5 separate regions of the Homo sapiens genome follow, and all the other regions are linked to region 1. The links are chromatin loops, found by intact Hi-C in ENCODE. Cell type or tissue: heart left ventricle. All regions are shown on one strand. Links, peaks and the distances in the headings refer to the core of each region. The heading gives the core; the rest is flanking DNA. Region 1 holds the start of LOC101926907 (a long non-coding RNA gene). Region 2 overlaps HSD52 (a long non-coding RNA gene). Region 3 overlaps LINC01358 (long intergenic non-protein coding RNA 1358). Region 4 overlaps FGGY-DT (FGGY divergent transcript). Region 5 overlaps JUN-DT (JUN divergent transcript).

Region 1 (6,306 bases), core at 488-5,487:
CTCTGATCCTCACCTCCAGCTCTAAAATGACTGACATTTGGGCATACAGGGAAAAAGCAGAGAGGTGCAGCGAATCAGATACTGAACTTGAAGTCAGACCCAACTTCTTCCAACTCAGACTTTGCCACTCACTTTCTCGGCAAGTTAACAAGCGTCTTGGAGTGTCAGTTTCCTCTTCTATAATATGATCTTTTCCTCATAGCCTTATTTTGAGGTTTATTTGAAATAATGGATTTGAAAGCAACTGTCACATAGTAGGTGCTCAATAAATGTCAGCTGAGTATACTGTCTTTGTTCTCTCCATATCCCTGTCTCTAATCATAATAGTTTCCTTGTGAATACCTACCATCTGCTGAGTGTTGTCCACAGGCTATCTCTTTTACAAGCAGAAATTAATGATTTAATTCTTTGTTGTCAGTTGAGTTCATTGAATTGCCTCAAGGCGGTTCTGACCCTCAGAATAGAGACACAATGTTTGATGGGAATTTAGGGTATTCTGTCTGGAACTACACAGGTTTAAAATCTTTTGAAATTTAAAGTGGCTTTTTATTACTTTGGAAACCTATCCACTGCACGTTTTTATTTCTAACCATTATCCGTTTTCTCCCTTACTTTCCACATTTAACTCAAGGCTTCAAATACAAAAGCCAAGTTTGAAATAATCACAACATTTAAGCAATGAATGTAATGACAGCTTATATTTCCATGGCAGGAAGATGTACACTATATTTAATAGCTTTAGCCATTTACAGCAAAAATTACCACGGGGACTCCAAAGACAGAGGGTAGGAGGAGAATTCTGGGCCTTTGACTAAAGATGCCATAGTCATAAGCTGTTTTGGAAATGATTAAGTGATAAATACAGTAAATTTACCCTCAATTCTGGGAACCCCACAGTGCAGACATAATTCTACAGAAACAGAATTACTCTGCAAAGGCAGAAGTAATTATTATTATTGTTAAAAGGTCTAAACCTTAAGCCTGTGCTGTTTTATTCTCTTTAGCTGGAAGATCACTAAGTACACAGACGAGGGAACTTAGGTATGTGGAGCATCTATTAGACACCAACTTCTCTATCACTTAAAACCTAACCTCCCTCCACATTCCATGTAAGCACTTGGAACTGGACCCCCAAAAATTACAGTGAGGGAAACCAACAATCTTGAATATCTACGGTGTGCAAGCCACCTTATTATATAAAATATAGCATATGCATGCAATGCTTAATCATATATAAGGAATGCCAATAAGCTCAGAAAGGAACCCCTTGCCTTTGTTGAGGAGGCAGCTGTGTGTGGTATCATTCCTGGCTGCATGCCCATTGCCTAGCATTGTGTCTGATACATCCTGCAGGAATTAAGAATATGGAATAAGGAGCCAAACTTTGTAGATTCAAGTCCTACTTAGTAGCTGTGTGACTTTGGGTAAGTCATTTAACTTCTTCGTTCCTCAATTTCCTATTTGTGAAATGGGATGCTCTTAATACCTCTCTCATACTGTAATTGTAGAATTAAATGAGTTAATAAGGGTCAAATGCTTAAGACAGTGCTGGCAAACAGTAAGAGTTGCAAACATCATCACTTGTGGAATTGCTGGATAATGGGGACCTCACCATCACCCTGTGACATAAAGTGTAATAAACTCCTTTTTCCAGGTGGGGAAACTGAAGAAAGTACACCTGCCTGGTCATCCAGTTCTTAAGTGGCCTAAACAAGATTCCTACCTAGGCCTAACTAACACTAATAACAAAACATAGCATTTAATTAGTTTTTTTTCAAATGTTCTAGGCCTTTACAGATAGGCACATATTTACTTCTCACAACAATTATATGAGGTAAGTGTCAGTAACTCACATTTTACAGATGCAGAAACTGAGACTGAGGTTAAGTAATTTTCCCAAGGCCATATAGTCAGCAAATGTCAAGTGTGGGTTGTTTTGTTTGTTTTATATATTTTTTTCAACTTTTATTTTACTTTATTTTGAAACGGTGTCCAGCCCAGTGCCTAGGCTGGAGTGCAGTAGCAGGAACATGGCTCACTGCAGCCTCGACTTCCTAGGCTCAAGCAATCCTTCTGTCTCAGCCTCCTATGTAGCTGGGACCACAGGTGCACGCCACCATGCCTAGCTAATTTTTAAATTTTTTGTAGAGATGAGGTCTCACTTTGTTGCCCAGGTGGGTCTCAAACTCCTGGCCTCAAGCCATCCTCCCCCTTCTGTCTCCCAAAGTGCTGGAATTAAAAGAGTGAGCCACTGCACCCGTCCCAACTTTTATTTTATAATTGGGGGTACATGTGCAGGTTTGTTACAAAGGTATATTGCCTAATGCTGAGGTTTTTAGTATAATTGAGCTTGTCACTCAGATAGTGAGCATAGCACCCAAGAGGTAATTTTCCAGCCCTTGCTCTGCTCCCTCTCCCACTAACTCTAGTAGTCCTCAGTGTCTATCATGTCCACCTTTATGTCCATGTGTACCCATTGTTTAGCTCCTGCTTATAAGTGAGGATATGTGGTATTTGATTTTCTTTTCCTGATTAGTTCACTTAGGATAATGGCCTCCACCTGCATCCATGTTGCTGCAAAGGACACGATTTCATTCTTTTTATGACTGCATAGTGTTCCGTGGTGTGTATGAGCCATATTTTCTTTATCCAATCCACCATTGACAAGCACCTGGGTTGATTCCAAGTTTTTGCTATTGTGAATAGCACTTCGATGAACATAGGGATTCATGTGTCTTTCTGGAAGAACCACTTATTTTTCTTTCGGTACAGACCCAGTAATGGGATTGCTGAGTGGAAGGTAGTTCAACTCTGGGTACTTTTAGAAAACCCAGGCCAGAGAACCTGACTGTCCCCTACATGGAAGAAAAGGGCCAGGTCTCTGGAACCTGAAATTCAGCTAGCTGAGCTGCAGATCTGGCTGGCGTTCCTATGGCCAGAACTTGGACCTGAGGACTGTACGAGGACTGAGGATTGAGGCTGGGTCTCTGGGGCCGCCTGGGGCTCTGGGGCCGCCGGTGGGTTAGCGGGCCTGGAACACGGGTGTGGCCCGCAGCGCCAGTTTACAACGGCCGGCAGGACCGCAGGGAGGAGCAAAAGCAGGAAGTGCCGCGCGCGCTCGCACCGAGGGAACCCCGGCGGCGCCCCGCCTTTGCCGGCGTCTGGGCTCTGTGCCCGCCGCCCTCCCCGGCCGTTCGCCCGCGAGTCCCTTTCGCTTTTAACCCCAGCCGCGCTGATTGCCTGCGATTACTCAGAATCGCCCCCACTTGGCTGGCTGAGCGACAAAAATCAGCAGTAGCTGTCCGAGGAAAGCTCTTCGCAAACCGGCGCCCCCACCCAGCGGAAACACCCCAAGCCGGATCCCAGAAATCTCAGTCTTCTCCCAACCCCGGCTCTGCCTCTCTCTCTCAATGGGACTCGTCCGGGTCTCAGTTTGCCCATCTGTGCAGACGGTGTGAAGAATTTCTGCACAATCGAGAAAAAAAGGTGTGGAAACAGCCGAAAATAATTTTGATCCGAAATAACTTTGAGAGTTTTATAGTCTAATCGATTATTGTTTTAATAAGAATCTGTATTTTTTCATGCAAAAAGGAGTTTAACTGTCACCCAGGAAAATTCGCCTGTGGTTGGAGTTGCCCTGTGCGACACGCCCAGGGAAGCGCTGGAATGTCCCTTTCCGCTCCCATCTGTCTGTTAACCTGTAACCCGTTGTGCATGTATTTGATTCTTCCCGGTTAGAAGTTTTACAATCTCGGTGACGATAGGTGGGTTGGGGAGAGACTGGGTTTTGCAGCCAGATATTGGGTTACAATATCTTGCTGTACCATTTTTTTGCCTGTGGGACCTTGGTCAAGCCATTTCAACGTGCCGAGCCTCAGCCTCCCTTCTATAAAATGGGAAGAAGGAATCTCCTGCAGGGTTTCTGGGAAGATTCGGGCTGCTGTCTCTCTAGGGCCTACCATGTTCTGAGTGATCAGTGGAGAAGGGTGCTCATGGGTGGGGACTCCGACGGTCTGAGCCTGGATTTCTTCCACCTGCTCCTCCTTTTGGCCCCGTGGCTCCCCGGCCCTGCGAGAGGGCTGGGGCGTGGCGGGCTCCGAGCCTCCCGAGGCCTGCGTAGCGGCCGTAGCACCAGTTCCCGCCTCCCCCGCGGCCCGGCGCTGCGGGCGGGACCTGCGGCGACCTGTGGGCGGAAGTCTGTGGCTTTATTTACACAGAGGGCAGCCCGTGGAGGCTAGCCTTGTAAGGACGAATCGCTGGCGGGCCTGTGGGGGAGGCCAGGAAAGGCGGCCTTCGCCTGATAGGAATCTGTGAATAAATAAATACGTGAATGGAAGAATGCATTGAAATTCCCTCCTAGGATCACAGAAACGCATTCCAAAGGCAGCCTCAGAATCCGCCCACTCGCCCCCATCCCATTTGAGGATCAAATGATTCAAATGAGTTATTGCCAGGCCAGGCCTCCTGCCTCCCAGACCCCGCCGTCCTGGGGCTGCCTTTGGGGCGCGACTTCAGGGCTAGGAGTGAGATCTTGGGGCTAAACAAAGGGAAAGGGAACCCCGCTTTGCTCAGCACCTGCCATGTGCTAGGCACCTTTCCTATGTCACTTCATTGACTTTCATTCCCACGACGCTTTGGGGTAGGCACCGTCTTCCCACTTTCGTCTGGGAAAACTCTGGGTCAGATAGAAGTCACTCGCCCAAGAACAAAAGCGTGTGGGTGGAACAGCTTGGATTCAAATACAAGTCTGTCCTGAGCGCCTTTCACGCCACCGCGGGGCCCGGAGGAGGCGCAGGGGCCAGGAAGAGAAAGCGCGCTGGCGAGGACAGGGGAGCGGCGCGACTGCCCAGCTGCGTTTCCGGGTACCACCCCTTCCCGCGGTGTCCTTCGCTTGCCCGCTGGATCGCCAAAGCCTCTTCCAGCTCCACCCGTCAACTCATTCGCCGCCGCCCGGCCCGCTCACTCTCCTGATTTAGCAGCCAGAAGCCCCACGCCCGGTGACCACCGACCCAGAGCCCCTGGTCATGTCATAGCCAAAACCAATGTAGTCCTGGAGGACTTACAGGTGCACCCAGGGTGCGTATTTCTCCTGCCTCCACCTGAGTCCCGGCTCCGCATCCGGTCCTGGAGCAAAGGAAACTAACTGGTCTAGGCGCCTCTTTTCCCGGCAGGGCCCCACCCACGCCCACCCTGCCGAGGCCCCAAACAGGTTTCTTCACTTTCCCTGGCCCAGCTCCTGACCCGGGGCAGGAAGGAAGCCGGTTGCTCAATGTGCTGGAGGCTAGTTTTGGTTCTCAGGCCACCTATTGACCAGCCAATCAGTCAGGTGGGCCCAGCTCAAGCCACCCTGCAGGTACAGTGACTTGAGCACCTAGGACCACTCAACAAATCCTTAGGGGTCCTCACGCAACACAACACGTGGGCTCTATGTGCAGCCTGTGAGCGCCAGATCCCTTGGGAAAAATGAGCTGGATGAAGCCGGCCACCCCAGCCCTCTGGGTCCATCCTGCAGGCTTGCCCCAGGGCAACACACTGACCTCTTGCTGGGCCTCCATCACACATGCATCCACTGACCTTGGAAGACTTTCCAGAAGCCCCAGCTCGTTTGCTTTTAGATCTCTTGGCCAAGAGGACAGCATGGGCAGAAAATTCAGACAATGACAGGAGGAATTTATTCACAAACATTTACTGAGTGCCAGCCATTGTACTAGACCCTGGGGATACCAACGCAAACCAAACAGTCCCTTCCCCCACGTGTCCCCATCTAATGAGGAGTCAGGTAACAGGTCATTTTAAGAGGATGCCATGAGCCATTTCCCAGAGTGCATCTGGAAGAAGACCCTGAGTTGGTGGGGTGAGGAGTAGGGAGGCATCTGGAAAGACTCTCAGACTTCAAACACTGCCCCTTTCCTTCCTTCTTCCATCTTTCTACACTCATTTCTGGAGTACTGCATCAAGCTAAGAGCTCAGGGAGCAGGAGGTGGTTTTCAAAGGAGAACAAGTCATGGTGTCACAGTGTTGTGGTTAAAATGCCAGCGCTCCAGCTACAGCCACTTATTCTGTGCCTGTGGGTGATTCACATAATCTCTCTGACCCTTGGTTTTGCTATCTGTATAATAGGGATAATTGATAATATCTACTTCACAGAACAAGGCCCAGCCCAGGGTAGCCATTAATTAATGTAGTCTTATATTATTTTGTGGTGGTTCACACTTTTCTGTTTCTTACAACAACCCCATGTGGCTGACAGCACAGGTAACCTTATACCCATTTTACAGATGAGGAAGCCGACCCAGACAAATTAAC
Region 2 (6,306 bases), core at 650-5,649, 320 kb before region 1:
GTAATCTTAGACCAGTCATTTAACTTCTCCAAGCTGTTTTCTTAGTCCCAAAATAGGAATAGTCTTAATATTTGACTTTCCTACTTGTTGGGGTTATTCAGGATGATAAAAGAGATAAAAAGCCTGTTGAACACCATATATTTCTATAAAGGCTGAGGGGAACATTCCTAAGCATTATTCCCAGTAGGCAGCATGTCTTTCCTCCTGGCAGCTCTTAGCCTTGCAAAACAGCCTGATAGAACTACTAATGGTTTCCTGCCTAGGTCCCTGCTGTTTCATGCCTCGGTGCTTGTGCACTTTGCACAGGCTGGTTGCTCTGCTTGGAATGCCCTTCTCCTCATTTCCTCATCTTTAAACCTCACTCCTTATTTACGGGATGCCTAAGAAACTCATTTTCCAAAATCCAGCTTCAAAGAGTCTTCTCCCTAAAACCCATTTAGACCCATTCAACCAAAGTCAATTACCACCTCCGCTCTGTGTCCCACAGTAACCAGTAAAGACTGCCATCATATCTCTCATCACCCTGCAGTACAACTATTGTTTAATTATTCATTTAACGGCAGCAGAATAGCACAGCAAAGAAGCACATAGGCCCTAGAAACTGGGTTCAAATCCTGGCTCTGATACTTAACTAGTTGTGTTGGGGAAGTGACTTACTATCTCTGTGCCTCAGTGTCCTTAACTGTTAAGCAATGATGATAATGATACCTCCTTCATACAATTGTTGCTTGGAAGAGACACATTAAACCCTTAGAATAGTGTCTGATGCATAGCGGATGCTCCGTAAATCTCAACTTTTATTAATGTTTCTGTCTTTCTTATTTGACACCAAGGACTTATCCTCGGTGCCTAAAACAACCCCTGACACACAGGAAGAACTCAACAAATGATCGTTGAACTTATGACTCAGAGAATCCCACATGCCATGAATTCCTGTGTCTCTATTCAGTCCTCTCCCTTACCCCCTGGATCCTGTCCACTCTCCACTTTTCCTTAGAAACAGGTCTTGCAGCTTCTGCTTTCCATTCAGCATCAGCACTGCTTTCTTGGCTAGGAGTTCCCCTATCTCCTGCCCTGTTTCCTATTTGGCTTTCTGACTCAGATTCTTCCTGTTCCACCCAGCTAAGAGCCCTGCTTCAGACCCAACCTGCTAAGACATTGTTTTCTCCACTCATTCTCTGCTTTGAACCCTCCAGATCCCATACTTTCTACTGATTATATCAGACGTCTTCTGCCAGGAGTGTTAAGATCCCCCGTGACCACTAATTTATCTTCTCACTGCTTGCCTGGGCCTTTCTCTGAGCTTGGCAACCCCTTCACCATCTTATCCACCTACGTTATCCATCCACCCATCCATTCCGCCACCCAAATTACCCACCTATCTACTACCATCCCTTCAACTACCTACTCACCCATCCACCTCCCCACCCACCTTTCCATTCATCCATCCATTTGTCCACCCAGGCATTAAATTAACATTCACCGTGTATTTATCACCCTCCAGTCACCATATAGAACACAGACTTGGACAAGAAGAAAAGCTGGTCTCCAACTCCTTGTAATTTTTAATCTACAAACGGAAATCAGATAACTGAAGAACTGTACTTTGTGGCAGAAGATATTTTGTGTCATATGGGTGCTATCACAGGCTTCTAAATTAAGCTTCAGGGAATCTGAACTTCTTAAAATCATAAGCAAAATTGTGTGGGTGAGAGGGTGTGTGTGGTGCCTCTTTATATATATATGGGCGTTTCTCAAAGGAGAGGCTCCACGGCTCTGTGATATTGTCAAAGGGGTTTTCCAGGAAATACCAGGGGCCGGGTAAGGAAAAACCCAGGGAAGAAATAGCTTTAGTTTAGGGCTTTAAAGGGAGGAAAATGGAAACTAACATTTATTTCAGACCCACTATGTGCCAGGTAAAACTTCTAGTGTGGCAACCCTAGATATGTCCTTGTTTGGAATATGGGAATGGGTGGGAAACAAGTTGGAGGAAGCTAGCCTTTATTGAGTACTGGGCCAGGCAGCATCATTTTATTTAATGCTTACAGTAACGTTTCAAAATAGGTACAGTCATGTGCCACATACTGTTTTGGTTAGTGGCTGACTGCATATATGATGGTGGCCCCACATGATTATAATACCATATTTTTATGATTATAAGATTATAATACGTTTTCTATTAATTTATAGATGCATGAATATTATTGTATTATAATTCCCTATAATATTCAGCAACGTAACATGCTGTATAGATTTGTAGCCTAGGTGTGTAGTAGGCTACACCATCTAGGTTTGTGTAAGTACACACGATGATGCTTCCACAACGACAAAGTCACCTTAAGGACACATTTCTCAGAATGAATCCTCGTTGTTAACTGTCACATGGCTGTATATTATATGTATCTTACGGAGGAAGACACTCAAAGAGGTAAAGCAAGGCCCACACCCCACAGCCTCGAGGCGTAGAATAAAAAAGATTTGAACTGAAGTCACTTGGGCTCTAGGGCCCATGATCTCTGCATCCCTCCCAGGGCTTCCTGTGGATCAAGCATGTCACTGTGTAAGTGCTTTACACTGTAAAACACCACTCAGTGTAAGAGAAGATGCTGTTGTCTGTGCTTTGAGAACATTAAAAGGGTTTTACAAGCCTAAGGAATTGCTGTCATTAAATTTTCAACAACCTCCAAAAAGAATGACCTTTTCCTGGAGATTCAGCCTATGTAAAAGGTCAGCGAATCTTGGTTCTCACCCAGAGAGTGTTATCACAGCAGTTTCCAGGAACAAGGCTGGGTACAGGGCAGTCACTCAGCAAGCACTTGTGGCTGGGTCTGTTGGCAGAAAGGAGCCCTCAGCCTCATGCCAGCCTCTGTGCCCCCCGACCCCTGCTGGGGTTTCTGCCTGGGGAGGGCAGGAGAGTGCTTCATCATAGCCAGCAGAGGAAGTGTCACCTCAAAACCACCCCTTTGCCTGGAGCCATGGGCCTGGCCAGCAGAATACACACTTCTATGTCCGGAAATTTCTGGAACTTTGAGAAAGCTTGTGTCCCATTCAGCTGCCCACCCAGAGTATTCCCCCTGCTGCCTAATATTCACCCACTCCTTGTGTGCATGAAGGAATTCAAAATCCCTGGACTTCTTGCAAGGGGAAAATTGAACTAAGTGACCTCTAAGTGTCCTTCTAGTCACAGAAAACTGGGATGAATTAAGAGAGAAAAGATTTTTTTCAACTAAAATTTTTTTCTCCTTCAAAGCAAGGACCATATAATTTGTTGATTTGGCCTCATCACACCCTTTACCCTCATGCTCCTGTCCATCTCCACAGCCGCCACCCTCCTCCAGAACACCACTATTATTGCCCCAAATCACTGCTTCAGCCTCCTAACAGCTCTCCCTGCATGTATCTTGTTATGTCCCAGCTGTTCTCAGAAGCCAGATTGGTATTTCTAAATGGATCTCCTATCTCGGGCCTGCTTATAATTCTTCCATTGCCGTCCTTGATGGATTTCAAGACCTGAAGATTTTTCCGACTGTTTGGCTCTCCTTTCACCTCTTCACACATTGTGCCCTTGTACCCTGTGCTCTGGCCACCTCATCCTCACCCACCCACCTTCCCTGGCTCTTTCCATGTGCTGTTGTCCCTGTTGCCTGCATCTCCAAACCCCTCCCTGCCGTAACTCTTTTTCAGCCTGCAGGGCTCAGTCACTAACACAGAGATGCTTCCCTTGAGCCCTCCCCGCTTTGTTTCTTTTTTTTGAGAGGGAGTCTCCCTCTGTTGCCCAGGCTAAAGTGCAGTGGCATGATCTCGGCTCACTGCAACCTCCGCCTCCCAGGTTCAAGCAATTCTTCTTCCTCAGCTTCCCAAGTAGCTGGGATTAAGGCACGCACCACCACACCCAGCTAATTTTTGTATTTTCAGTAAAGACAGGGTTTCACCCTGTTGGCCAGGCTGGTCTTGAACTCATGACCTCAAGTGATCTGCCTGCCTTGGCTTCCAGAGTGCTGGGATTACAGACTACAGGTGTGAGCCACCATGCTGGGCAAACCCCTAACAGAGGAAGAGGTGCCTTCCTCTGTTGTTACTGCACGCACAGTCCTCTTCACCCCATATTGTAATTTTCTGGTAAGTTTTCTGTCTCTGCCACCGGCTGTAAGCTCTGGGCAGGCTGCTTCTCTGTTTGCTGGTTTGTCATATTCTCAGGGTCTTGCCCACAAGGCCTAAGACCCTCACCTTTAAGAGGTACTCCATGAACACGTTTGCACTCCACAGAACAGGGATCTACTCAGAGCGCTGGTGAGGTTAGATTTCTTTGCCCCAGAGCTTGGAAGGCCTCACTGCAGAGGGCCCCAAATGTGGAAACCATTAGTGCCTCCTCCCTCTGCTCTTAGTGAATTTGCTGGGAAGGCAGGGGGCCATGGGAGGCACCTGAATCATATTATAGAGCTTGGAACCAAAGGAAGGCATAACTGAGTGGCCTTCCCTACCCCCAGCCCCTGTTTTTAGCCAGATGACCAGCACCCTGCCCCCTCAGGCACCCTGCCCACCTCTCTGCCAACATGTTCTGGCTGTGACAGCACCACCACCACTGCATAGGCAGGGGCAGTCACATTCAGAGTGGGTGAGGCAGAGAGTCACTTCAACCCTGACATTCTATCTGTCCCTTGTGACTCAGGTTGCCACTTACCCCTGGGGCTTCAGGACACAAGCAGGGATCACCCTTTCAGTAGATATCAGTGATATGGGGAAAAGGCCAGACAGTGGGCTGGGCTGCTGAGTCACTGAGAGTGAGTTTCCCTGCCTTCCGCTCTACCTGAGTTTGCCTGTCTATCTCAAGGGGCGTCTCTTCCCCTCTCTGAGGCCAGTGTGATTCCTGGAATGGATTTAATTCACAGCATGCAGTGGGGATATCCCTTGTCTACCTTTTTCTTTTCTCTCTCTCTTTTTTTTTTTTTTTTTTGAGGCAGAGTCTCGCTCTGTCGCCCAGGCTGGAGTGCAGTGGCATGATCTCGGCTCACTGCAACCTCCGCCTCCCTGGTTCAAGTGGTTCTCCTGCCTCAGCCTCCCGAGTAGCTGAGACTGTAGGTGCACACCACCACACCTGGCTAGTTTTTGTATTTTTAGTAGAGATGGGGTTTCACCATGTTGGCCAGGCTGATCTTGAATTCCGGACCTCAAGTGATCCACCTGCTTTGTCCTCTCAAAGTGCTGGGATTACAGGTGTGAGCCACCACGCCCAGCCCCTTGTCTACGTTTTTAAAGGAAGATGATCTAACATGGTTGGGAAGAAAGCAGGCTTTGGAGTCAGACATGCTGAGCTGAATCTCAATTCTGTAGTCTACTAGCTATGGCACCCAAAGCAAGTTGCTTAACCTCCCTGACCCTCAATCCCTCCTCTATAATGGGAGGATAATGCTACCTAACTCGTAGGATTATTGTGATAGTAAATGCAGTAAAGTATGTGAAAGGCTTAGCTGAGTCCTTGGCAAATGGTGAACAGTTCCTAAATGGTACGTGTTATTATTTATACAAGCTGACGTCTTCGTAAATGCTTGATCTCTGGGGAACACCATGTCTCTCCATAGACCCCAGGCTCTGGCCTCCAACTCTGCACATCCACAGTCATATGTTTGTGGCTTTGGAAAATTTAGTTGAAATGTGGTGAGACAGGAAGAAAAGAAAAGGAAGTAAAAGGGTAGTGACTTTTTTTCTTAACTGTCTCAGATGCACAAACTGCTTCCTCAACTCAAATAACTCCTGGCTATGTTTGTCTGAGCAGAAGCCAGATGCACAAGAGAACACGGGGGCTGTATAGATAGTCCGGAGAGCAGGGTTTTACTATGTCAGGCTTTCTGTCTCAGACAACTAGAGAAAGCAGAGTCTGGTAACTGAGACTTTGAAATACATGCACTCCTTTACTGTCCGCTGAATTGAGACAGGTTCTGCGCTTTGGCTCTTGGTTCAATCTCTTTTCTCCTCTTCGTCCAATGCTTCTACTCCTCCAAATAGAGGAAAAACATCAGTGTACTCTCTGGATCAACATGGAGAAGACCTAATTTGCTCAGTGTCATTTGGCAAGATGTTTAACCTCCCTTGTAACCTAGCTATCTTTAGCTTCCATGATGCTATTTTGAAATGTCAAACTAGCAAATACTGCTTCCAGAATGGTTCTGATCTGGGATGTGACAGGATGCGTGGGGGTTGGGGGAGCCAAGGAGGGGGTGGGGAGAGCCAAGGAGGAGGTGGGGATGGTGAAGGAGCCTGCTGGTAGAGGGTGAAATAATGTACCAACTTTGCAACCACCAGGATTCT
Region 3 (6,306 bases), core at 638-5,637, 260 kb before region 1:
GCTTATGAGCCATTAAGTTCCTCTTATCAAAAACTCCCACAACCTCTGCCCCAGACTCAATTCGAATAAATAACAGTTCAAACTGGTTAAATAGAGCACATTTCAACTCCCCCTGCCCCTGCTGGGATAGTGACTCTGATGCAGCAAGTTTACTGAAACACAAACTAATCATTCCTGTTGCCAAAGTAGGCTTTTGGCAGAGGTCTGTTAAGAAAGAAGAGTGAGAAAAATGTCCTGGATTGCTGAGGCAGCACTGTATTTAGACAATTAAATTTGGAAAAGCAAGACAGTTCCTGTAACTACCTCCCACATCCCCTACTCCAAGAACAAAAGGTTTTGTTGAAAGTATTCATATGGATATTAATACTGAAACTTTAAGGAGCCCCTCAGTAAACTCATCAGCTAAGTAATTACACCCAGCCATGGTGCTACCAGTGGGAAGGGTACAAAATCTCGCCTCCAAAAATTAGTCACTTGTAAGTTAACCCCACAGTCACGTCAAGCAACCCACACTTGATGGCTGATTCACAAAGATTCCTTGACATCTCTGTAGTTAAAGGGGCCAGATCACCATGGGAAGTCTGCAGAAAGGGAAAAGTTCACATTTACAAAAGACCTTTATGTTGGAGAAGAGTTTTGAGGAAAGCAGGGTTATAAGTTAGTCATTGGGTTAATGAGGGCAGAAAAGACTAATACTGCCAAGCACTTGTTGGGTGCCAAGCAGGGCGCTGAGCATTGCACCTGCCTGATCTAGTTTAGTACTCACCTAAATCCTGGGGGCAGGGATGTTTCTACCATGCCCAGAGGAGGAAACTGAGACTCAGGGGATGTGGAGGGCTTTGTCCAAAGTCTCACTGCTAAAGTGGCAGAGCCAGAGCTTTGAACTCAGGCTCTAGGTGAGATTTGAGCCTCACCTATGAAGTTGAGATAGAAGAAAAAGATGGGAGTTTTCTTTTTTACTTACAGGAGTTGTTGCAGGGGTTAAATATTCACCTTATGTTTGGCCTTGACCCTCGGAATGTAAATCCATACAGGAAAGACTCTCTTTGCTTTCCTAACCCACCCAATCTCTAATTGTCTCTCTCTCAGTCTCAGAGTCTACACAAACGACCAGGGCTCAGACCTCTCATCTACTACCCGGACTGCTATATCTTTGTCCAATCTTTTATCTTTCCTTTTTTCTAGCTGGTTATATAGGGAAATAGGAAAGACTAAGAATGAAAGAAAGGGAGCAAATAAGAGTGAATGAGAAAGAATGAAAGAGAATAAAGAACCAAAAAATTGAATAAGGAACATTGAAGAAGAGCAAATGAGAGTGATAGGTTAGGCTTTTTTGTCACCCAGACTGCGTTTGAATCATTGCCCTTACATATAATTGCTAGCTGTAAAATTTTGAGTAAATCGCTCTGTCACTCAGTTTCCTTTTCTTAATTTCATAGGATCATTGTGATGATCAAATAATATTGTCCATGCATTTTCTGTTCCCCATTAGGCACTCCATAAACCAACCAACCTCCCTCCCTCTTGCTAACTTCCTTCTGGTTTAGTCCTTGAAACAACTCATGAAGCAAGTGGTATTTATATTCTCATTTTACAAATGAGGAATGGGGAGCCTAGGGAGAGGAAATAATAAGGATCACCCAGCAAGTGAATGTCCTAGCCAGAATTCAAATGCAGATCTGTCTTTCTCCACTACTTAAGAAAGAAAGAGCAAGGTTGGGGGTGGGGGCAATCTGAATGGCACAGGCTTTTACAGTTTCTCCTTTAGCTGCTCCACTGGAGGGCTGTTGAGAAAATTATCCAAATCATGTTAATGAGCAATTGAGTGCTGAGTTTCTCTGAGGGAAGATAACGAACAAAAGCTCTGGTTAGGGCTGGCAGCCAGGAGCTGAGATAGTTATCTCAGCTGATACCACCAAGGGGCTCTCAGCTCAAATAATTAACTCAATTGCCTCCTCTCAGGGGTGAAGTGGGGCTAATAAAACGTAACCACCTAGCCTGTGGGAAAATGACTGAGTGCCCATAGATGAAGTGCTTTCAAGACTGTCTGGCACCTAGAGGTATCATCGCAGAAGCCTTGGTGAGTACCGGCTGGGCCCAGGGAGAGCTTTGACTCCTTGGAAGGAGCCCACCAGTCTTGATGTTGGCTCAACAGAAGTGGATCTGAATCCAGGATGTATCACTCCAGAGCTTAGGATGTTGGATGTAGCTCTCAACCTCTCTTGAGACTTGGTTCCTCCTCTATAAAATGGAGTTAGTAGAATTTACATCCTGGAAAAGGTGTTAGATGGGTATAAAAGAAAGATCTCCATACAGGACCTGACACAAAGCAGTTACTCAGCATACTTGAGATTTCTTCTCCTACAACAGATGTCTTTGGGGAAGGAGAAGAAGAAAGAAATGCAGTCCCCACAGGCAAATAAACTGATTTGCATCGTCTTGTTAGGGAAATGGCAGTTTCCCAACTCTAAGATTTGAGTAGGCAAATCACTTTTACTGACGGTGAGTTTTAATGGCTTCAGCCAGTTGGTCTTTTCCTCCCACCGCTCCATTACTACAGAAATGTATTTCCTTTATCCTTCTGACCCACAGTCTTTGTTGATTGAGAGCTTACTTGAGGCACCGTGGTAAATGCTTTCCTGAGATCTCTTATTTCACAATAATAAAAATGAGTGATCGCATGTATCCTCCAACAACTCTGGAATAGGTGCAATTGTTATCCCTATTTTACAGATGAGGAAACCAAGGCACAGAGAGGTCAAGTCACAGGCCCAGGGTCATTTAGTAATAAAAGGGAGAGTTAAGACTCAAACACAAGTTTGAGTCTGAGTCCACTGCTCTTAGCATGGTTGGAGTCAGGAACTCTTTCCTAGATCACCCTGCAAACACCAGCTGACCAGGCTGAGCAGCTCATCTGTTCAGTTCAGTCACTCCTTCCTAGAGTCTGATGTCCTGCCACCCTCACCTCCTGAAAGCAGGTTCAGAGCTTCATAGTTATTCGGAAGTCACTGGTTACCTTTCCCAAAGCATCAGTAGGGTTACCTGACAAAGAAGGTTATACTAAAGTTGCCAAATTGAGTCGTGGCCCCTCTCCCCTTGCCCAGCCCATCTCTCCTCGCTCATTCTGTAGATCCAGGCTTCCTCTTCCCCTCAGTGCTGCATGGCACACAGTAGATACCTCCCCCTCAGTGCTGCATGGCACACAGTAGGTACCTCCCCCTCAGCACTGCATGGCACTCAGTAGGTACTTGTCTGTGGCCTGAGCTCTCATCACATTTACAGTCTTGCTATATGACTGACAGAGAATATATATGACAGAGAATATGAAAAATCATATTCTCTGAACCACATTTTCCTTATCTATAAAACCAGCAGGGGGAGAGATGGGGATAATTCCCAGAGAGAAGTAACATAGCTAGAGATTAAGAGCATAGGCTTTAAAGCAGACTGCCAGAGTCCATATCTTGCTCCTACTAGTTCTGTAACCTTGGCCAGTTCATGTAACCTCTATATGACTCAGTTTACTGTAAAAGGCAGATGATAGCAATAGTACCTAGTTTTCAAGGGTGTTGTGAGGAGTAGTGAATACATGTAAACTACTTAGAACAACCTTCTAAAGGGCTGTATTCAGGATTTAATAATAATAATAAAACAATTATTACTGCTTGTATCCTGTTACAGAATATAAACATTTCACAGATCTCATTAGCCTCTCATGGAAGCCTCTGAGAGGTGTACCCTACCTCTTTACTTTTGAGATAACAGAGATTCAGAGAGGCCAAATAATTATTCCAAGATCACGCAGCCTGCAAAGGACTGAAAAGGGATGCAGACCCAGGGTTTCTCTCCTCTGCAGAGGCAGATATATGGTAGAGCCTGACATACATCTTGGTGAGTTTTGCTTTCGCTCCACGCCCCTTCCTCCTCCATCTCTGCGTATACCTGAGAATGTCTATGTAATCTAAGCCTTAGTTTCTTTAACTATAAAATGGGGGTGATACAGACTATCTATCATCTGGGAATATCTAAACCTTTGCTGTTCAAAATATGAGCCACAGAACAGCAATATCAGACTCCCTGGAGCTTGTTAGAGATGTGAACCCTCAGAACTGCTGAGCCCAAATCTGCATTTTTAACATGATCCCCCAGGTGATCTGCATACATGTCAAAGTTTGACAAACACTAGACTAAAAGATGTAAAAGTGTTTTGTAAACTATGAAGTCAGGTACACCATGTTAATAGTAATTTGATAGAAATGAATAGCAGCATTTCCTATACTTGCTCAGTATTTCCATTCACACGGACATTACTGGTCACTTGCTCCTGAAGAAGGGGAGGACAAGAAAGTGACCAAAGAGAGGCATTCTCTTGGTTAAGTGAATTGGTTCCTGGGGGAACATGCTTATGTGGGACATATACTAAAATATTATTGTTGCTTATCTGAAATTCAAATTTAACTGGGTGACCTGTATCTTTTGTTTTTTGTTTTGTTTTGTTTTGTTTTTGAGACGGGGTCTTGCTGTGTCGCTCAGGCTGGAGTGCAGGGGCAGGATCTCAGCTCTCTGCAACCTCCGCCTCCTGGGCTCAAGCGATTCTCCTGCCTCAGCCTTTGGAGTAGCTGGAATTACAGGTGAGCACCACCATGCCTGGCTAATTTTTGTATGTTTAATAGAGACAGGGGTTTCACCATGTTGGTCAGGCTGGTCTTGAACTCCTGATCTTGTGATCCACCCACCTCGGCCTCCCAAAGTGCTGAGATTATAGGCATGAGCCACCACAACTGTCTGTGACTTGAGTCTTATCTGGGAATTATTCCTAAATGGATCCAGTTGTCTTTTAAGTGCAAAGTCCCTGACGTTTGGGGTATTCATTTAGCTAATCGCAGAGCCCAGTGTTAGGGCCTCTTTTGATCCTAAGGTTACTGAACAATGGTAGGGAAGGGAATCCTATTAGCAAGTGTCCCACTTTGTGGAGTACCCATCATTTCCAGTCGCTTTACTTAGACAATTACTGCTTCAGTCTTGAGACTTGCTGCTCCAAGTGTTGTTATGGATCAGCGGCGTTCCTTGTTAGAAAGGCAGAAAGAATCTCAGGCACCACTCTAGACCTACAAAGTCACCTGCAGTACAGGTGACTAACATGTACGTTAAAGTTTGAAAGGCATTGGGCTAGGCTATTTGGGGTAAGGAATAGTCAAGTATTCCTTGAAAAAAAGAATCACTAGTAGACTTGATTTTTTTCTAGACTGGTTTAGGTGTACAGCGGAATTGAACAGAAAGTACAAAGTTCCTGTATACTCTTCTCTACCTTCACCTAGTTTTCCCTATTACAAACATCTTGCATTAGTGTACTACGTTTGTTACAATGGATGAACCAATATTACATTATTACTAAGTCAAGTCCATAGTTTACACTGAGGCTCACTCTTTGTGATGTACATCCTATGGCTTTTTGTGGGTTTTCTTGAGGTGTAAATTTTACAATTTATTAAAATTTAAGGTACATTATAAAACTTAACGCTTGTAAGAACCCCGTGAAAGTAGATAATTGAGGGTATTTCTAATTAAATTTTACAAATGAGAAAGCTGAGGCTCAGGGGGGTTATTTAACTTGTCCAAAGTCACAAGGCTGCCAACTGGCAAAGGCAAAATTTAAGGCTAGATCTCTTAATTGAAATAAATATATTTTCTTCCTCAACTACAATGACTTACACAATCTGTTCTCTGTTTTAAAAAAAATATTTCAACTTTTATTTTAGATGCAGGGGGTACTTGAGCAGGTATATTTAATGAGTATATTGCATAATGCTGAGGTTTGGGATACATATGATCCCGTCACCCAGGTGTGAGCATAGGATTCAATAGACATTGAGTCCTTGCCCCGCTCCATGCCTCCCCTCTTTAGTAGTCCTCAGTGTCCATTGTTGCCTTCTTTTTTCTTCTTTTTTTTTTTTTAGACAGAGTCTCGCTCTGTCGCCCAAGCTCGAGTGCAGTGGCGCGATCTCGGCTCATTGCAAGCTCCGCCTCCCAGGTTCACGCCATTCTCCCGTCTCAGCCTCCCAGCTGGGACTACAGGTGCCCGCCACCACGCCCGGCTAATTTTTTGTATTTTTAGTGGATACGGGGTTTCACCGTGTTAGCCAGGATGGTCTCGATCTCCTGACCTCGTGATCCCCCTGCCTCGGCCTCCCAAAGTGCTGGGATTACAGGCGTGAGCCACCGTGCCCAGCCTCATTGTTGCCTTCTTTATGAGGACCCAATATTTAGCTCCCACTTATAAGTGAGAACATGCGATATTTGGTTTTC
Region 4 (6,306 bases), core at 595-5,594, 470 kb before region 1:
TGGGGATTATGCAGTGTCATTATCCACTAAGCACACTGGAGGTCACACCAGTGAAGTAGCACGTCAGATGTAAGCAAGACAGAGCTGGGTTGTGAAACTCTGGAACCAGCTGAGCTGAAAGTTTGTGTAATTTCCTTCCTGCTCAGAGATGGTTCCATATAGTAGACAGAGAGGAGACACGGAGCTTCTCTGGTAAGCTGTGGAGGCCCTGTAATGCTCTAACTGCATTCTATGAAAGCTTTTCCTGCATTAGCAACCTGCCCATTACCAGAGAAAAGAGATATTTTCCCTAAGATTCTTAGAATCATAGCACAGAAATAGATCTTATTATTCATTTATTCATTCCTACATTTATGTATTCATTCATTCAACAAAGATTTATTGAGTACTGTTCTAGGCATTAAAGAGATAGTGTTTGAGATGAACAGATATTTTCCTTGTCCTCATGGAACTTACAGTCAGGAAACACATTAAAGAAATAAACACACAAATATGTAGTTGATTCAAGTGCAAGTAGAAAGGAAAACAGAAAACTGTAAGAGAGGGAAGCTGATTTTGATTGAAGTTTAATTTAGAGTGGGGATTTTGAAGAGGCAGATAACATTACACACATTGTTTCTGGTCTCAACAACTCTATGAAGTGCCTATTATCACAACTATTGTACAGATAGGGAAACCGAGGTTTATGGAAATTGGGTGACTGGGCTAGGGAAGCACTATTAGTAAGTTTGGAGCAGGTTGTGCTCTCTCTGGTACTCCGTGCTGCATAACAGAAACCCGGAAGGTGAAAATTTTCCCACTTCCCACCTTTGCACATACCATGCCTACTTCCACCTAAAATGCCTCTCCCTTCATTCTTATTGGATTCATATTCTGCCATCAGTATCTAGTTGAGGATGTACCTCCTCTGTAAAGTTCCTCCTTCTATCTCAATAAATCTCTTTTCTTGTAGGATTCCTGCAACAATCATCAAATATTACTTACATGGCCTTGAACCTAGGATAGCTTGTCAAGTTAATTCTCTTTTTCACATGCTTGCCCTGATGCTCTTACTCAGAGGCCTACAGACAGTACAATGCCATTAGAGCCAGACAGACTTGGGCCTTCTCCCAGTTCTACAGATTGTTTGATGGATGAGCTGAAGAAAGTTTCTTAATCTCTCTGAACCTTAGATTCTCCTTGGAGAATGATTATATCTTACAAAATACCTTTAAGCATTTGTCACAGTACTCAACAGACAGATAATGTTTGATACCCCTTCATCTTCTAACCAATTCCATTTTCTAGATTGGAAGCCTCTGGAGGGCAAAAACCTGGAATTCTACTTCACAATCTCAGCAACTAGCATTGTGCTCTATAATAGCAGTGATTAATACCTGGTATATAATTATGGTGATGACAGCCCTTACCTGCCTACTGCATCTCTCATTACTAATAAGATTTGTTTTCTCCTATCTTTCTTCCTTTCTTTCTTTCGCCATTTAGATTCCTTTAAGCCTCTCTGAAACTTGACCCTCTGGCAGGAACAGGTGCCATTACATACAGACACTCTCTCTCTTCCAAATTCACCCTGTCATATCAAAGGGAAAACTGAAGTGGTCCACTGTAGACCTGACAGATGATCACAAACAGGAAACCAGCAATCAGAAGTGCCTACTGAGCTCCCTACCCTGACCATCACCTACAGCTACATTTTACAGATACAAAATCATTGTTTGTTCAACTTTCATATCAAAGGATGCTATTAGTTCATTTCCAAAGGTGGGAAAATGTTTCAACTTACTTTATTACTTGTCTGCTACTTACTATTTTCCCTCCGTTTGCCTGCCTGACTTCTTTTAACTCTTCACTCAACAAATATCTACTGACTACTGAGCACTTGCCAAGTGCTAGGCCAGAGCTGGATGCTGTACTACGGGCAGATGAAGTGCTATGGGCATCCAGAGGTGGAAGAAGAGGGTATAGCGAAAGGGGAGAAAAGGCTGCAACAATATTCACTGAGCCCTGTGCTCCCAGGTCATCACATAGACTATGTCATTATTCCTCCTAACCACCCACATGAGTAAATAGGGGCTATTACTGAAGAAACAGAGGCTTACAAAGGTTGAGCAACTTGCCCAAGGTCATCTATCACAAGACACTACAAGTCAGACTGCTGAAGAGGGAGTTTCTGCTGAGAAGCTGAAGTGGGCAGCTCATATTGGATATGAAGGCTTCAAAGGAATCTAAATCCTAATGATCCCTCTAGAGCCAACATGCAGCACCAGTTTTCTCTTCCACATTTGAACTGCTCATCCACTTCCGGCTCCAAGACCTCACTCTCCATCTAAACTAGTCCCACGCCATCCATATCTTTCTCCACTAACGCCACCCAATCACAACCCCACAGCCTCTTAGTCATGAGTCATTTTTTAAAAACTGCAAACCATGTAATGAGCCATGGCAATATGCAACCCTAAACCTCAACACGTGTTTTCCACAACAAGGCCACAGGTGGCAGAAGCGAGCCTAAGGCCGTAGGACACTAAGGCAGGACTCTCTGGCTTGAGCTTTCCAAAAAGGGAGGTGAGAGAAGGTCTACCTGCGGGAAGTCATGCTGAAGGCCTGAGGCTGAGTCAAAGAAGGAGCCCCCTGGAGGCTCTGCAGTTCCTGGACTTCAGGTAGAGGAACTCTGCCATGAACACCTCTGGAATCGTGTCATTTTGGGACAATTAGAGAATATCAGTTTTCAGACTGAGTTCTATGGGAAGGTGCCTGCACAACAAAGGAGAGACGGAATGGACTTCAGGTCTTCCAAAATACCCCTCATGTTCACCAAGTTGCTCTCTGCTCTAAGATACCAGATGAGGGGGCCAGTGGGGACTGAAACCCAGTCCCCAGTCTGCTGGCCAATCCCTTTGCCTGTGAGGCTGCTCTGTCCTACCAGAGAGGGCACTTTTCATAATTTGCACCAAGTACAGAATAGGATAGTGTAGCTTTACCCTTCTCCCTACCATCAACCACAGACACATCAACACATGCACACATACAGCCACACAAATATACCTACAGGCATACACATACAACACAGGCACATACATGTTTGCACAAAGTCACATGTAGACACAAACGCAGAGCACACAGACACAAACACAGGCACAAACCCATACTTACACTACACACACACACAAACACACACAGACACACAAATGCAAATTAAGCCACAATGTAGCACATAGAGATATAGACACAGACGCAAATACAGTCACATAGAGATATAGACACACACTTATACACACATATATGTAAATATACAGTCTCATTCACTTTATACCACACATGTATAAACATACACAATTGTATGTAGACACACATACACATAGGTACTCAGACCGCATAGATACATATGTACACACATACAAATATATGCACATACACAGATATATATATACACACATGCATCTTTAACCAGAACAACTTTACTTTTGTCAGTTTTATATGACAGAGTCTTTAAAAAAAGATTTCATCTGGCTTGTGTTCTACTATTAAAAGAGAAAATGAATTTGCTTGTTTCAAGGATTCATGTTTCTTTCATTAATCAATCAGATACTTGATGACAATATATAGAAATAAAATGACAGTGAGGAGTATGCTCGGACATAATAGTAGCAGGTCTTTCCATGATCTGAACATTATAATTAGTTTTGTTTTAAATTTATATCATGATTTAAAAGTTTATGATTTTTGGCCGGGCGCGGTGGCTCACGCCTGTAATCCCAGCACTTTGGGAGGCCGAGGCGGGTGGATCATGAGGTCAGGAGATCGAGACCATCCTGACTAACAAGGTGAAACCCCGTCTCTACTAAAAATACAAAAAATTAGCCGGGCGCGGTGGTGGGCGCCTGTAGTCCCAGCTACTCGGGAGGCTGAGGCAGGAGAATGGCGTGAACCCGGGAAGCGGAGCTTGCAGTGAGCCGAGATTGCGCCACTGCAGTCCGCAGTCCGGCCTGGGCGACAGAGCGAGACTCCGTCTCAAAAAAAAAAAAAAAAAAAACAAAAAAAAAAAGTTTATGATTTTTAACAGTGCTACATAATGTATGAAGCCAGGACTCCTGTTTTATTGATCACACACTCTGAGATAATTACAAATATTGCTTTCCACCCCATCTCCTTCAGCTCCAAAAAATCCTCTGGAGATTTGGAGAATTAGATGTTAATTAGGGGAAGGATTACATTATTAGGAAGTATACTAGGCAGGACTTTTTGGGTTGCAAGAAATAAAAATATAACTCAAATTTGCTTAAACAAATACATAAACCAAAAAGCTTTGATTTATATAACTGAGCATTTCAAAGGGAAGTGAAATTCAGGAAAGGCTGAATCCGGGGATTCCAATTATGTCTTCAAGGATCATTTTTTCTCCATTTTCCATCTCTTAACTTCTGTGTTGACTTCATACTCAAGTAGGATTATTTGGGTGAAAGCAAAGATGGCAAGCAATTGCTTTACCGTCACAATGTCCTTCTAAATCTTGGTAGGAGGAGGGTGATGATACCTCTACACTCATATTTCTTACAAGAGTGCGGAGCAAGGCTTCAATTGGCCTAGTTTGGATCAAGTGCCCACACTTAACGATGGGTTGGAATGAGATAAGCCTTATCTTAACCAGAAGGACTGAATGGTGAGGGGAGATAATTCCCTAAAAAGTTACTAGGCAAAAAAAAGGAAACATATTTCCTCCTCTCCTACTCCCAACAAACTTAATACTACACTTATGGGCCATCTATAAGTCAGGCTCTATGCTGGGGCTAAGGGCACAAGAAAAAAATATTCACACTCATTCACTATAGGAGCCCACAGACTAGTGATGTAAGCAAATTGTACAAGACAGAAAGAAACAACCAGAAAATAAAAGTTCGATAATATAAACTTTACCAAAGACACTGATAATAAAATAAATAGGTAAGCCAGAGTGGGAAGAAATATTCACAAAACATATATCTGCCAATGATGTTAATCCAAAACATATAAATAATGTCTATAATTCAGTAATAAAAAGACAAACATCCAATTATAAAAATGGGCAAAAGTTTTGAACAAACACTTCACAAAAGAAAACACATGAATGACCAATAAACCCATGGAAAACTTTTCAATATCATTACTTATCAGAGAAATGCAAATAAAAACCACAATGAGATATCACTACACAATGTCTAGAATGGCTAAAATTAAAGAGACTGACAACAACAAATACAGGAAAAAATGTGGAGTAACAACTTCTTATGTATTGCTGGTACATTTAAGTCTTTAATCCATTTGAGTTTACTTTTGTATATGATATAAGATAGGGGTCTAGTTTCATTCTTCTACATGTGGATATCCAGTTTACTCAAAATCATTTATTGAAGAGGGTGTTCTTTCCCCAGTGAATGTTCTTGGTGCCTTTGTTGAAAATCAGTTGGCTGTAAATACATGAATTTATTTCTGGGCTCTCTATTTTGTTCCATTGGTCTATGTGTCAGTTTTTATACCATGCAATATTGCGTTGGTCACTCTATCTTTGCAGGATATTTTGAAGTCAGATAGTGTGATGCCTTCAGCTTTGTTCTTTTTGCTCAGTATTACTTTGGCTATTCAGTCTTTTGTGTTTCCATACAAATTTTAGGATTGCTTTTTCTATTTCTGTGAAGAATGTCATTGGTCTTTTGATAAGAATTGTACTGATTCTGTAAATTACGTTTGGTAGTATGGCCATTTTAACACTATTAATTCTTTTAATCCATGAACATGGAATATCTTTTTATTTTTTGTATGTCTTCAAATTTTTTCATCAGCGTTTCATAATTTTTTTTGTGAGTCTTTCATGTTCTTGGCTAAATTTATTCCTAAGTATTTCACGTCCTTGATTAAATTTATACCTAAGTATTTTATTTCTTCATAGCTGTTATAAATGAGGTCACTTTCTCAATTTCTTTTTCAGGCAGTTTATTATTGGTGTTTAGAAATGCTATTGATTTTTGTGTGTTGATTGTGTATCCTGCCACTTTACTGAATTCGTTTATCAGTTCTAAGAGTATTTTAGTGAAGTGTTAAGGTTTTTCTGTATATAAGATCATGTCGTCTGCAAACAGGAACAATTTGGCTTTCTCTTTTCTAATTTATATGCCCTTTATCTCTTTATCTTGCCTAATGGCTCTGACTAGTACATCAAGTACTATGGTAAATAACAGTGGTGAAGGTGGGCATCCTTGTCTTGTCACGGTTCTTAGAAAAAAAGATTTCAGCTTTTCCTTATTCAATATAATGTTAGCTGTGTGGTTTTTT
Region 5 (6,306 bases), core at 607-5,606, 66 kb before region 1:
TCTGACTGTGGTTTTATATTCTGGGGCTCTGGGCCCAGTGTCAAGGGCGGGGGACATTTTTTCATACATTAAGAAAATCACAAAATCACTTTTTACAAGATATTAATGAATACCTTTACTGCTTCAATGGTGACATTGTTGGAGGTTTTAAAAAAACTCCAGGTTAAGGTTTGGGGGTGATTTTGTTTTGAAGGCTGCTACATAAGGTATTTCACAGTCATTAAATAGGAGATTTAGATGTTGACCCCAGGATCCCGTGCAGAGGACACTAAACATTTTAGAGATAGAAGAGCCCTTTAAGATCTTTAAATTCAACCCTCTCCTTACACCGATGATAAAAACAAGGCCCAGAGGAAGTAAGAAATATGTTCAAGGAAACGCAGCAAGTTTGTGGTAGAAGCAAGTCCAGATTCCAGGACCCGAAGGTCTTTGTAGCAGCCTTTGCAGCAGCCTGGAGGTGACATTGGGCCTCAGAAACCATGACTGGCCTCCCCCTCATGTTGACATTTCTGCGGCAGTGACTTTGAAAGCTGCCTTTTATGGCTCTGGCTTTGGAAGGGCAAACACTGTTATCAGTAAAACAACACAGGTGCTTTCTAGAGTTGGAGCCAGGTGGAGCCAAGCAGGAAGGGAGACCCCTTCGCACAGGCAGACATGACCCAATCACCTGTCTGGTTCAGAAGGGTGCAAAGACCCTCCTTGGGGAGTGGAACAAGAGGCTTCTGTGGTGGTGAAGGGCATGGCTTGGGGGCCAGACAGGATAGCTTCAAGTCTCAGTGACATGGCTGGCTAACTGCAACCTCAACAACCTCCCTGACTGAGCGTCAGTTTCCTCAGCTATAAAACAGGGATGTTGATGGCTCAGTCCTATGACTGAGCATATTCCAAGTGCTCAATAGCACATGTGGCTAGTGGCTACTGTATTGTACAACACAGATACAGCATTATCACAGAAAATCCTATCATGCAATGCTGGTAGGGGCTCTGGGCTCTTGACATTAGTTCTTGATCTCACTCACTACAGCTACTGAAAACAGAAGACTGGTCCAAGTGAGGTCTCCAGCTCTAAGGGCTCGGATTCACGGCAGAGATCCACGGTTCCTGGCTCCTCTCTCTAGCCCTTAGTCCTCTCTATTACTGCAAGGATTTGGCTTCAAGGTTGGAGCCTGGCTCACTGCCTTTCTTATGCTTCCTAAGCAGAACCCCAGGGTGAGAGGATGTGTGTGTGAGGGGAAGAGGCTGGCCAATGCCTCCTGTAAAGGTAGGTGTCCAGAGTCTGAAAGCCTTGGGTTCAATTCCTGGCTCACTCACTCAGATGTTAATGGCTCCAGGTAAGTCACTGAACCTCTCGGAGCCTCAGTTCTCACATCTGGGCTTGCTCTAGTAAGGGGTAAAGAGGTAATGGAGGGAGAAACACTTTGGAATCTGTAAAGTACACTGTTCAGAATGAGAAACTTCTACAAGTAGATTGACTCTCCTTGCTCTGCCCCTTTCTTCACTAAAAGAGTATTTAGATAGAGGCAGATAGCTGCCTTAGAATATAAGCAAAAAGATGTTTTATTTAGAGACATTTTCCAGACATCTGGAGATGAGAAGAACTTGGTATCCCAGAGACACCCTGGAAGAGTCCCCTAAAGGAGAATGGGAAAAGGAAAACATTCTCTGAACACCTATTATATTTTAGATACTGTGACAGTCCCTTTCATATATAAAGAGTGGCAATGATGATGATGCTGGCTAACAAGAAAGTTGAGTGCCCACTGTGTGACAGGTACCCTTTTGATTGCTTTACATATATTATCCCCATTTTACAGATGAGGAAGCTGAGGCACTGCAAAGTAAAAACAAATTTCCAAGGTCACCCTAAGCTAAGGTTTAAATTGCAGCAGCCAGAGTCGCAGGGCCATGTGCACAGCCGTCTCTCCACACTGCGTTCAGTCTGCACATTGTTAGTCTCATGTAACACCACCTGCCACTTTCAGATAAGGAACTGAGCCTCAGGAAGATTACGTTACTTGCTTAGGGTCACATAGAGGGGAGAGAGGAGGTTCATTGAGTGTTTTGCTTTTTTTCTTCTTTCTTCAAAAATATTTCCTTCTTTGGCTATCTTTTTGACTAGAACAAAGGCATTGTTGATTCAGTTCGCGTCTGAATCTTGCTTCCTATTATTTCCTCACTTGAGTCCTAGGTTCCCCTTAGGATCAGACAGAAGAAGTCTACTGCCTTGTTCATAGGGAAATCTCTGAAATACCCAAAGCCTATCCTCCCAACATGTTTGCTTCTTTTCTTCTTCAGGAAAAGAAATACAAGTCCTTCCGCCTTGGCAAAGATGATAGTACCGTTCCCTTCAGTGTTCCGGTTCTGCTCTATTGGATAAGTTCCGGTTTGACTATGACTACGTGAAAATGTGGAACCAGACCTTCACCCCACATTCCAGCTCCAGCTCTACCACAGAGGAAGTGCAATATCACCTTAGTTATTCAACACATTATGCTCCTCGTGATACAACCAGAGTTCACATCAGCAATCTTGGCAGCTCTCACCACGCTGCTGACTCACGACTCTCTCATGTCCCAATTTCCTGTCCATTGTTCTTTCCTCTACTTGGCCTGATTTCTAAAGGCCTCTCTTGGTTGCATTAAGCGGGATTCCTGAGGGATTCCCTTGGCAGTTACCTTGGGGGAGCTCTTAGGTTTGGGGCTGATCCATGTCCTCTAAATGTAGGACTTCAAAGCTCCCAAAGATAGGCAGGCCCAGTGGGAAGCTGGGAAATGCTCTCTGACCCCTCTGGGAGGGCTGGCAGTCAGAGGGCCTTTTGGAAAGAGTCAGACCTGATCCATAAGTCCCTGGAAAACACCCTGCCCAGGGAGCAAATGCCACTGTGGCCTTGACTGAGGCTTCAGAAGAGTTTGGGAGCTGCAATTCATCCACACACGCATTCATTTTCAAGTAGTGGTTTGCAGTTCAGGCTTTGGAGCCACATAAGCCTGGCTTCAAAGCCACTTTCCAGCTTTGTAGGAAGTCTCTACATTTTTAAACCTCCATTTTTTTTTCCTGTAAAACTGGGGTCTTCATGGTACTTAACTTCATCGTGATGTTGAGAGAATGAAAAGAAAAAGGATAAATAAATGGCTTAGCCTCGTGCCTTGGCACATATTGTGATTGTTTCTTCACGTCTTTGTTCTCCTGGTGAAGCATTTATTCAGCAAGTGTTCACCAAGAGGCTGCCGGGGCAGCTGGGCGCTGTGGCGGAAAGAACACAGATGCTAATAAAAGCCTGAGCACAGGATCAGGCTCTGTGGGTAAAGATGCTCCAGTGGACCAGCTGAACACTTTACAGGAGACTCGTTCTGGCTCTGCATTTGGACGGCTGAGCTCCCACCCACTTCATCCCCCACCCGCAGCACACACACCAGCTTCTGGGCCATTTCTGAGTTGGGAGCTTCTCAGATTACGCTCAGTGTGACCTTGGGCAAATCCCATCACTCATCTCAGCCTCTGGCATATTTCCTATAAAACAGAGATAATAATACCCACCATACCAAGTTTTTGTAGTAGATTAACCAACAGCAAATGTGAAGTGCCCAGCGAAGCCCAGCATGTGGTTGATGCTCCACAACTTCTAGCTCCATTCCCCCCACCACACCTTCCATAACCGTGTGCCAAGCTTGGGCTAGATGCTGGTGGTCAACAGATTAAAAGAAGCTAGACCTGCCTGCAGGGAATTTAAACTTTAATGGGGGAAATAAACATTTGAACTTCTATCCCAGAGAAAGAGCGCTAAGGGCTGTGATGAAATTATGTCTGAAGGGTTATGGAACACCAGGAAGGGCAAATCGCTTTGCCAGTTTGGCCCTCAGTTTCCTTGTGTGTCAAATGAATGAAATTGGTTACTACCCCATGTGAGATGACTTAAGTGAGTTAGTGAGTGTGCAACTACATGTCGGAAAGTTTAGTTCTGTGCTAGTGCTTCTATTTACTTATCTGTTTCCCCATTAGAACTTCATCCCCTTGAAGGGGATGTCTTCTAAGCCTATGTCTTATTCATTCCTCTGTCCCCAGCACACTGGCATAGAACTGGTGCCCAGTCAACATCTGTTGAGTAAACAGATAAAATGACTTATTATCTAATTTTATCCCCCAAGACCCCAGAGAGATACACCATCCTATAGATGGAGGAAAAACTGAATACAGAGTTCAGTGAGTGGCCTGGCAATCAGTGGCTAAGCCAGGCATCTTGGAACCTGTGGTGATGACCTTTCTGCTAGATTTCACAACACAGGCCACTCTGGTTCGGGTGGGATGACATTGCTTTCCTGGACATGACTCAGCTTTCCCTGGGGGTCACTGAACCCAGCCATCAGCCTTCACACTGAGTCATGGGCTGAGGTGAACTTCAGACCTGAGGAGGGAGCAGGGCTGCCCTGCCAGGTGGGTGTGCCCAGGGATCCCTCAGTCCAGCTGAGCACACCACCTGGGAAATCCTTCATGGGGTGAAGATGGGGCGGGGACAAGGATGTCACACCAGATCCACACCCATCTCCCACAAGAGCGTCTAAAGAGCAACACCTATCCCGTCACTGTGACTGGTGGGCTCTGACTCAGAGGTGCCCCTTCTCCATCCCCAATGTCACGTCCTCAGCATTGACTCCAATCATCTTTTGTTCTGCCTGGACTCCTAGCCTCCACTCTATCAACCTTCTTTTCAAAGAAGTTAAGTGATTTGCCATAACCACACATTATGAATATCATGTACTTATGTTCAGAAATTCTTGACTGGCTCCCTACTACCTGGAAAATAAAATCTAAACCCCTGGCTCAGCACTCAAGGTCCTCTTGCTGAAGCCTCAGCCTACTTTTCCTGTTTTTTTCCTCTGTACACCCTTGAATCCTTCATTTTAGATCAGTCTGTGTGTTGCCATTCTACAGAGTTGCCCTTTACTTTCCCTTCTCCTTGCCCTTGCTAATATACTAACTCACTTTCATCTGGAATGTCCTTCCCATGTCTTATCCATTCTTCGGATCTGAGCTTAAAATCCGCCTTATTCAGGAAGCCCTCCCAGATCTCCTCAGCCCAAACACTGGGATAATGCCAGCTATGTTTATTGATAATTTCTGTTGTGCAAATTGTTATGATCAGTACTTTATATGCTTCATTTCAGTTGATATTTCCAGCAGCCTTATAGCTAAATGAGTATTTATTACCCCATTTTATAGATGTGGTAACTGAGACTCAGAGAGGAGAGCTAACTTGTCCACACCTACATTCCTCTTGAGATTCAAAGGCCAGTGTGCCTGACTCCAAGTTGCTCCATGACTTTGGTTCGTACTTCCAATGTTCTTTGCACCTCTTTGAGGTACTCATGTTGTTGGGTGTTGTATTTTCCTAGGGGACTCATCCACTCAGTTCTACTGTGATCTTCCTGAAGACAAGTGAGTAGCTCTGTATGTAGTGTCTGACATAGACTGGGCTGTGAGGCAGAAAGCAAGAGCGAGAGAGTGAGAGTTATGAAGCACCGCCATGTGCTAGTCCATGCTAGTTACCATAAACATACATACATAGCTTTTAAGTGTTGTTAGTCTCATTTTACAGAAGAAACAGAGGCACAGAGAGGCTAAATAACTTGACAAAATCTATGAGAAAAAAAGTGGGGTAGACCTACATGGAATCATCTCAAAAATATAACATTAAGTGAAAAACACAAAAAATGGAGTGCCTGTTGGCATCATGTGCTCTCATTAGGGAAAATAGAAACATATTAAAACATATATATGCTTGTTTATGCTGAGACTGCTTTAGGGACACAGAAGAAACTGCTTCGGGGAGGTGACAAAGGAGGGCCTTAGAGGAATAGAGACTGGAGGGTTGAGGGAGACTTATTTTTTTAATCATCTAACAGTTTGAGTTTAAATAGGTATTTTTAGTTATTTGCATGTATGTCTTTCTCAAAAATAAAATTTGCTTATTTAAAATATGGATTCATGAAAATTTTTGAAGATCAAACATTCCAAAAAGAATTTAGCCTTGGGCTTTTCTGGCTCCAGGAATCTTTATATTATAACCATCTCATTTCTGACATACAGGCATACCTCGGACATATCGTGGGTTCAGTTGCAGACCACAGCCATAAAGCGAATATCACAAGACAGTAAGTCACACAAATTTTTATCTTCTCAGTGCATATAAAAGTTATGTTTATACTATACTATAGTCTTTTAAGTGTTCAATAGCATTATGTCTTTAAAAACACTGTATATACCTTAATTAAAAACTACTTTATTGCTAAAACAAAAAAAAATGGTAAC

Evidence for each region. Peaks named below come from ENCODE experiments on the same cell type or tissue, not always from the same donor. Only the 100,000 strongest peaks of a DNase experiment are listed, where the experiment ranks them.
Region 2: it touches region 1 in a loop (2.5-fold over the local background); 9 of 110 quality-filtered maps call a loop at or near these places.
Region 3: it touches region 1 in a loop (1.8-fold over the local background); 5 of 110 quality-filtered maps call a loop at or near these places.
Region 4: a loop joins it to region 1, with 2.4 times the contacts of the local background. A loop is called at or near these places in 20 of 110 quality-filtered maps.
Region 5: a loop joins it to region 1, with 2.1 times the contacts of the local background. A loop is called at or near these places in 35 of 110 quality-filtered maps.

The regions. Positions count from the first base shown.
Region 1 is chr1:58,813,270-58,819,575 of GRCh38, reverse strand. All of the region lies in intron 1 of JUN-DT (JUN divergent transcript), which reads right to left. LOC101926907 (a long non-coding RNA gene) reads right to left here and starts at 5,136. Exons shown (of 2, transcript XR_246327.5): 1 at 5,064-5,136; 2 at 3,534-4,308. RefSeq lists silencers at 3,053-3,202, 4,015-4,214 and enhancers at 3,656-4,651, 4,652-5,648. In heart left ventricle, for the core only: CTCF peaks have their summits at 2,896 and 3,096; DNase peaks (open chromatin) are centred at 3,125, 4,165 and 4,895; H3K4me3 peaks cover 2,725 bases; H3K27ac peaks cover 3,138 bases.
Region 2 is chr1:59,137,967-59,144,272 of GRCh38, reverse strand. All of the region lies in intron 1 of HSD52 (a long non-coding RNA gene), which reads left to right. Among named protein-coding and RNA genes, the nearest start is that of HSD52, 5.7 kb to the left of the region's middle. RefSeq lists enhancers at 3,995-4,494, 4,495-4,996. In heart left ventricle, for the core only: a CTCF peak has its summit at 2,874; a DNase peak (open chromatin) is centred at 2,872; H3K27ac peaks cover 5,000 bases.
Region 3 is chr1:59,073,806-59,080,111 of GRCh38, reverse strand. All of the region lies in intron 2 of LINC01358 (long intergenic non-protein coding RNA 1358), which reads right to left. Among named protein-coding and RNA genes, the nearest start is that of LINC01358, 56 kb to the right of the region's middle. RefSeq lists enhancers at 1,396-1,937, 1,938-2,481, 3,026-3,569 and a silencer at 2,001-2,295. In heart left ventricle, for the core only: a CTCF peak has its summit at 3,366 (motif pointing right); no DNase peak of the experiment used is centred there.
Region 4 is chr1:59,286,548-59,292,853 of GRCh38, reverse strand. FGGY-DT (FGGY divergent transcript) reads left to right here. Exons shown (of 2, transcript XR_001738089.2): 2 at 1-3,558. Among named protein-coding and RNA genes, the nearest start is that of FGGY-DT, 6.8 kb to the left of the region's middle. In heart left ventricle, for the core only: a CTCF peak has its summit at 2,493; no DNase peak of the experiment used is centred there; H3K27ac peaks cover 4 bases.
Region 5 is chr1:58,879,724-58,886,029 of GRCh38, reverse strand. The region is part of intron 1 of JUN-DT (JUN divergent transcript); the gene reads right to left. It overlaps LINC02777 (long intergenic non-protein coding RNA 2777), which reads left to right. Exons shown (of 5, transcript NR_183656.1): 5 at 2,296-3,152. Among named protein-coding and RNA genes, the nearest start is that of LINC02777, 21 kb to the left of the region's middle. RefSeq lists a silencer at 411-606 and enhancers at 2,639-2,933, 1,836-3,035. In heart left ventricle, for the core only: no CTCF peak of the experiment used is centred there; DNase peaks (open chromatin) are centred at 2,539 and 4,388; H3K27ac peaks cover 1,783 bases.